Linked DNA regions of Homo sapiens: region 2 is linked to region 1. A link is a loop called in an ENCODE intact Hi-C map of the cell type or tissue named here. Cell type or tissue: A673. All regions are shown on one strand. Links, peaks and the distances in the headings refer to the core of each region. The heading gives the core; the rest is flanking DNA.

Region 1 (2,904 bases), core at 320-2,819:
CAGAAACCTGTGTGACATGTGGTCCAGCTCGGGGAGCTGGTGGTCATCCGCTGAGCACCTCATGCCCGGCTCTGGGGGGAGGAGTTGGCTGTGGGGCTCAGCCCTGCCTCATCTCATGTGTTCCGCCAAGTCCCTGTCTTGCCCAGCACCCCCATGGTCTCCCCTGCACCAGTTGGTCTACACCGCCTTCTCCTCTGACTGGTTAGCTCCTGTGCTGGCTCTCCCAGAGGGGGACCCTGGAGAGCAGGGAAGCACCCATCTATTAAATAATTCACGGCAGCAGCCCCAGAGCTCAGCAGCCCACCCAATCCAGAGAAGGCACCGAGGAAAGATCTCTGCTGAATGACAGGATGCCTGGAATGCTCAGGCAGCCCAGGCTGTAAGAGGGCACCATGCTCGCCCAGGCCATAGGAACCCAGGGGGGCCCGGCCCAGGTCCTAGTCCGAGGACTCCCTGGGGCATGTGGCAGTGGTGAGTGGACTGAGGACCCCACAGGGCCAGGAGTGCTGGGCTCCCTTCTCCCTGGGGATGGTGCCTTGTTGGAGGGAAGCCTCCCGACAGGGTCTCTGAGGGTAGACAGGAGAGTCTGAGGCAGCAGGAGGGAAGGAGTCAGGGTGGGGTGAGACCCTGGAGTCACCCTTTCAGGGCCTGTTGCTCCAGCTTTGCTGTACTTGAGCGTTGTTAGACTCAACAGTCGCTGTGAATGAATGTGGCTCCCGATGGAAGGACTGAGCCGGCCAAGTCCCTCGAGATCCAGGCGCTGCTTTCCTGTTGCCCCTCCTCCCCCAACATGGCCAGCCAGGGGTCTCCCACACGTGTCCTGTGAGTCTCACTTCTGCCATCAATCCCATCCCCTTGCCCCGCTCCAAGTCTTCCCTGAATGTCAGACAGAATTCTCTTCCATGGGCATTTATAGCTAGGGTCACGTGTGTCACTGTCTAGTGCCATTGGAATCTTATTTAGATTTCATACTTACATCTTGTCAGCCCAAGAGGAGTCCCAGTTCCTGCTGGAAAATGGCTCATGTAATCTATCTTGGTTGGGTCATCATCACCGAAAAGCATCAGATGCATAGTTCATTCATTCATTTGTTCACTCATTCCACAAAGATTACCATGTGCCAAGCACGGTTCTGGACTTTCTCCCCACGCAGTCGGACAATCCTCCTGGGCAGGAGCACCTGGGCTGTTCCCTGGTGCCCCTTCCCCAGCCCAGTTGCAGGCCTGGGGGAAGAGGGACACCTGTAGCCTCCAGGCCGACCCTGGGTTGCATTTTGAAGTGTGGCCAGCAGGTGGCAGCATGCCCCCATACTGGGTCGCTCCGAGGCTGCAGGCTAAGGAGGCCACCAGGCGGGCAGGGTGAAAGAGCAGGGCTGTGCCGGGCGGCCCCGGTTTCTCCTCTGTGCCCATGCCCCACCCTATGGGTTTAGGAATTGAATATCTGGGGGCCTCTCAGGGCTGAGCCAGGCTCCTGCTCTCAGTTCCTGCAGGCGCTCTCCACATCCCTTCTCATGATCTTCAGTAAACACGAGGACAAGGACAGGAGGGAGGGGACAGGGAGAGGGTGGGGCCGCTGTGGAAGCCCCTGCCAAGACCACAGACCTCAGGCAAGCTGCTTCCCTGGCAACTCCACTACCTGCTCTCCCTGGACCCCAGCACAGTCCCAGGAGTCACCCCTGCCCTCAACAGTGAACAAGTGCACTCTTGGTGACCTTGAACGTGAAGCCTGGTGAGGCTATGGAGGAGAGGCCCACCTTGCCAGGGCCCTTGGTGTGGCTGAGTCTCTGCTTCCCTTGCCGTCTCAGCCTCTCCCTCCCTCTAGGGGGCTGGGGGTCGGGACAGCGCCTGTGGGGCTCTGGCCCAGCCAGTTGGGCCACATCAAGCAGGGACCCAGATAAAGGTCAAGGGCACTGAGGAGGGAGCTGGCACTGCAGAGAGTCCACTTCCCAGGCACAGCCTTGGCCATGATGTTTGAGGACAGCTGCAGGGGCTGTCTGGTGCCCTCATGTCCTTCTGATGCTGCAGGTAGCAGATGGGGGTGGAGAGAAGAGGTGAGCTATGAGCAAGAGTGAATGAAGGTGGGGCTGGCCCCTGGCTGTGGTGGTGACGCCCTGGGATGGCTGGAAGGGAGGTCCCCAGTGGAGTCTGGGGACAGGAAGGTGCAGGCCAAGCCCAGCTGCCAGCAGCCAGAGTTGCACCGAGTTCAGTATTCGCCATTGCAAATGGGACCTGGCACCACGGGTCAGAGAACTGAGCTGGACGGTGCAGGGTGGGTGGGGTAGGGAAGGTGGGAGTCAGGGCTCTCATCTGCGGCCAGCACAGGCTCCACAGTCCCCCACCCTGTCAATTCCCTGGTGGGCCAGCAGGTGGCGCCCAGCCTCTTCCTCCCCAAGGTCCTGGGATGGGGAGGCTCCAGCTTAGAGCCTAGGCGCTCCTATGGGAACCCAGGGCCAGAGATGGAGGCTGTGACAGTGACCTGGTCAGCAGGGCCCTCTACTCTGACCTCCTCCCTCCCTCTCCTGGGGAGCAGTGCTAGGTGCACAGCCTAGGCAGCCAAACCTCCGAAACGCCCCAAGCTATCCTGGGTGGTCAGGCCGCGCCGCTCCACACTCTGGGCCACGGGAGCCCCGAAGGAATGGAGTGGGCACTGGGGCCGCTGGACGGGAGGGTGCCCTGCCCCCTGCCCTGGCTTCAGACCTTCCTCCTCTGATGTGGGCACCGGCCCTAGTGCCAACCCGCTCCTCCCAGCACCAGGGGCACAGGCATGAGATCACTGGGCCCTGCTGGGAATGGGGCGCTGGAGCTCAGGGACTGCCTGACAACTGCTCTCCGAGGGGCTGGGAATGGCTGCCAGCCAGCATCACCTTCCAGAACAGCAAGCCAAGGCCTCGGAGACGGGGGCCTC
Region 2 (2,904 bases), core at 296-2,795, 590 kb after region 1:
AAAAATTTAAAAAATTAGCTGGGCATGGTGGTGCGCACCTATGGTCCCAGCTACTTGGGAGGCTGGGGTAGGAGGATCACTCTAGCCTAGGAGGTGGAGGTTGCAGTGAGCCGAGATTGTGCCACTGCACTCCAGCCTGGGCAACAGAGTGAAACCCTATCTCAAAAAAAATAAATAAATAAAATATATATGTATATATGTAACATTCTTGAAATGACAAGATGATAAGGACAGAAAAGAGATTAGTGACTGCTAGGGGCAGGGACAGGGAGGGGAGAGAGGAGTGGGTGTAAATATTAATATAAAAGGGTAGCATGAGGGATCTTTGGGGTGATGGAACAGTTCTGTATCTTGATTGTGGTGGGAGTTACACCAATCTATACATGTGATAAAATTGCATAGAACTATACCCACACACATGCACATAAGTGTATGTAAAACTCTCTAAGTCCAAATAAGGCCTGGATCGTACCAATGTCATTTCCTCGTTTACCTATTGTGCTTAAGTAATGTAGATATTACCATTGGGGGTAACTGGTCGAAAGGCACACAGAGCCTTGCTACTATTTTTACAACTTCTTGTGAATCTATAATTATTTCAAGATTAAAAGTTTTTAAAATAAGCTATATAAGTGCATATTTATATATGTACAGTTCTGCATCTGACCCCAGGGGCTTCACATCTCCCTGAGGTTCCTCTGGCTTCCTAGGGTGAAAGGAGGCCCGAGGCTGCATTCTCAGGCCCTTCGCCCACCACAGTCTACATTCCTGCATCACCACCCATGCCCTTTATATTCAGCTGCCTCAGGTCCCCGATAAGATGGAAAACCAGACAGCTCCAAGAGAGAGGGTGGCATACGGGAAAGATGATTCAGCTGCTTTTCTGGAGGGCGGGGTGGACATTTGTACATGCACACACACACTCTCACCGTGCTCTGGGGGGTGGGCGTTTGCGTGCACACACACACACACATACTCTCACCATGCTCTGGCGGGTGGACATTTGCACATACGCACACACACACATACACACACACACTTACCATGCTCTGACAACAGCCGGGGACTCGTGTGGTGCTGCACGGACTGGAGAGGTGCCCTCTATCTAAGCACTCTTGGAGGTCTCCCCTCAGTCAGAATTCCTCCATGGCACTGGGACCACAAGTCTTGACTTTCCCAAGTCTTTTTTTCTTTTTTTTTTGAGATGGAGTCTTGCTCTGTTGCCCAGGCTGGAGTGCAGTAGCATGATCTTGGCTCACTGTAACCTCTGCCTCCCCGGTTCAAGTGATTCTCCTGCCTCAGCATCCTGAGTAGCTGGGATTACATACGCACACCACCACGCCCAGCTAATTTTTATATTTTTAATAGAGATGGGTTTTGCTATGTTGGCCAGGCTGGTCTCGAACTCCTGACCTCAGGTGATCCGTCCGCCTTGGCCTCCCAAAGTGCTGGGATTATAGGCATGAGCCACTGTGCCTGGCCCCAAGTCATCTTCTCATTCCTAGTCCACACCACAGACTTTCAGACAAATAACTCCAATTTGGAGAGAAAATTAACCACCTTGTCTGTGTTCTAAATTCCTCCTGAGTCCATTGATGCCAACACCCCAGGGACCAGGCTCTGCCTTTGCCCAGAACATACCATGAAGCCTAAGGGTCCAGCGTCATTCCTTCAGCACTTTAATGTACTGCTGCCCTCTGCTGGTCATTTCAGGATAGTACTTAGAAATCAGTATTAGGCCGGGCGCGGTGGTTCAAGCCTGTAATCCCAGCACTTTGGAAGACCGAGGAGGGTGGATCACCTGAGGTCAGGAGCTGGAGACCAGCCTGGCCAACATGGTGAAACCCTGTCTCTATTAAAAATACAAAAAATTAGCCGGGCGTGGTGGCGGGCACCTGTAATCCCAGCTACTTGGGAGGCTGAGGCAGGAGAATTGCTTGAACCCAGGAGGCGGAGGTTGCAGTGAGCCAAGGTTGTGCCACTGCACTTCTGCCTGGGTGACAGAGCGAGACTCTGTCTCAGGAAAAAAAAAAAGAAAGAAAGAAAGAAGGAGGGAGGGAGGGAAAGAAAGAAAAGAAAGAGAAAGAGAAAGAGGAAGGAAGGAAGGAAGGAAGGAAGGAAGGAAGGAAGGAAGGAAGGAAAAAGAAAGAAAGAAAGAAAGAAAGAAAGAAAGAAAGAAAGAAAGAAAGAAAGAAAGAAAGAAAGAAAGAGAAAGACAGACAGACAGAAAGAAAGAAAGAAAGAAAGAAAGAAAGAAAGAAAGAAAGAAAGAAAGAAAAGAAAAGAAAAGAAAAGAAAGAAAGAGAAAGAAAGAAAGAAACTGGGCTGCACAACTGGTGAGTGGCGGGTAAGTGAGCATTACTGCCAGAGCTCCACTTGCTGTCAGATCAGTGGTGCATTCCACTCTCATAGGAGTACAAACTCTATTGTAAAACTGTGCCTGTGAGGTTGTGTGCTCCTTATGAGAATCTAATGCCTGATGATCTGGTGGAATAGTTTTATCCCAAATCACCACCTCCCACCCCGTCTGTGGAAAAATTGTTTTCCATGAAACCCAGTCCCTGGTGGCAAAAATCTTGGGGACCACTGCCATAGACAGTTCTTTTGGATAAACATAGAAATGGGACCTTGTGGTCTTAAAGCTTGAAACTTAAACATTTGTTTTCTCTGAGTTCCTTCCTTAGGAAAGGACTAGTAGACCTCTCAAAAAGCATCAAAGAACTGAAACTCACCAGATCATGGCAACCAGACAATGAGATGCCAGACCCCTGATTTTGTTTCCTTACCCCTCCCTAGGTCCTATTTTCCAATACATTGTTACATTTCTTCTCTGCTATGTAAACCCCCAAGTTTAGTTAGTCAGGGAGATGGGTTTGAGACTGATCTGCCATCTCCTCCGCTGCA

What was found. A loop is a pair of places that touch in the nucleus more often than their neighbours do. Peaks named below come from ENCODE experiments on the same cell type or tissue, not always from the same donor. Only the 100,000 strongest peaks of a DNase experiment are listed, where the experiment ranks them.
Region 2: a loop joins it to region 1, with 5 times the contacts of the local background. A loop is called at or near these places in 18 of 110 quality-filtered maps.

What each region holds. Positions count from the first base shown.
Region 1 is chr2:232,439,121-232,442,024 of GRCh38, reverse strand. No RefSeq gene overlaps it. Among named protein-coding and RNA genes, the nearest start is that of ALPI, 16 kb to the left of the region's middle. RefSeq lists enhancers at 1,731-2,235, 2,236-2,739. In A673, for the core only: CTCF peaks have their summits at 1,283 (motif pointing right), 2,109 and 2,309; a DNase peak (open chromatin) is centred at 1,304.
Region 2 is chr2:231,851,254-231,854,157 of GRCh38, reverse strand. No RefSeq gene overlaps it. Among named protein-coding and RNA genes, the nearest start is that of MIR1471, 40 kb to the left of the region's middle. RefSeq lists a silencer at 1,629-1,718. In A673, for the core only: a CTCF peak has its summit at 1,692 (motif pointing left); a DNase peak (open chromatin) is centred at 1,667; H3K27me3 peaks cover 126 bases.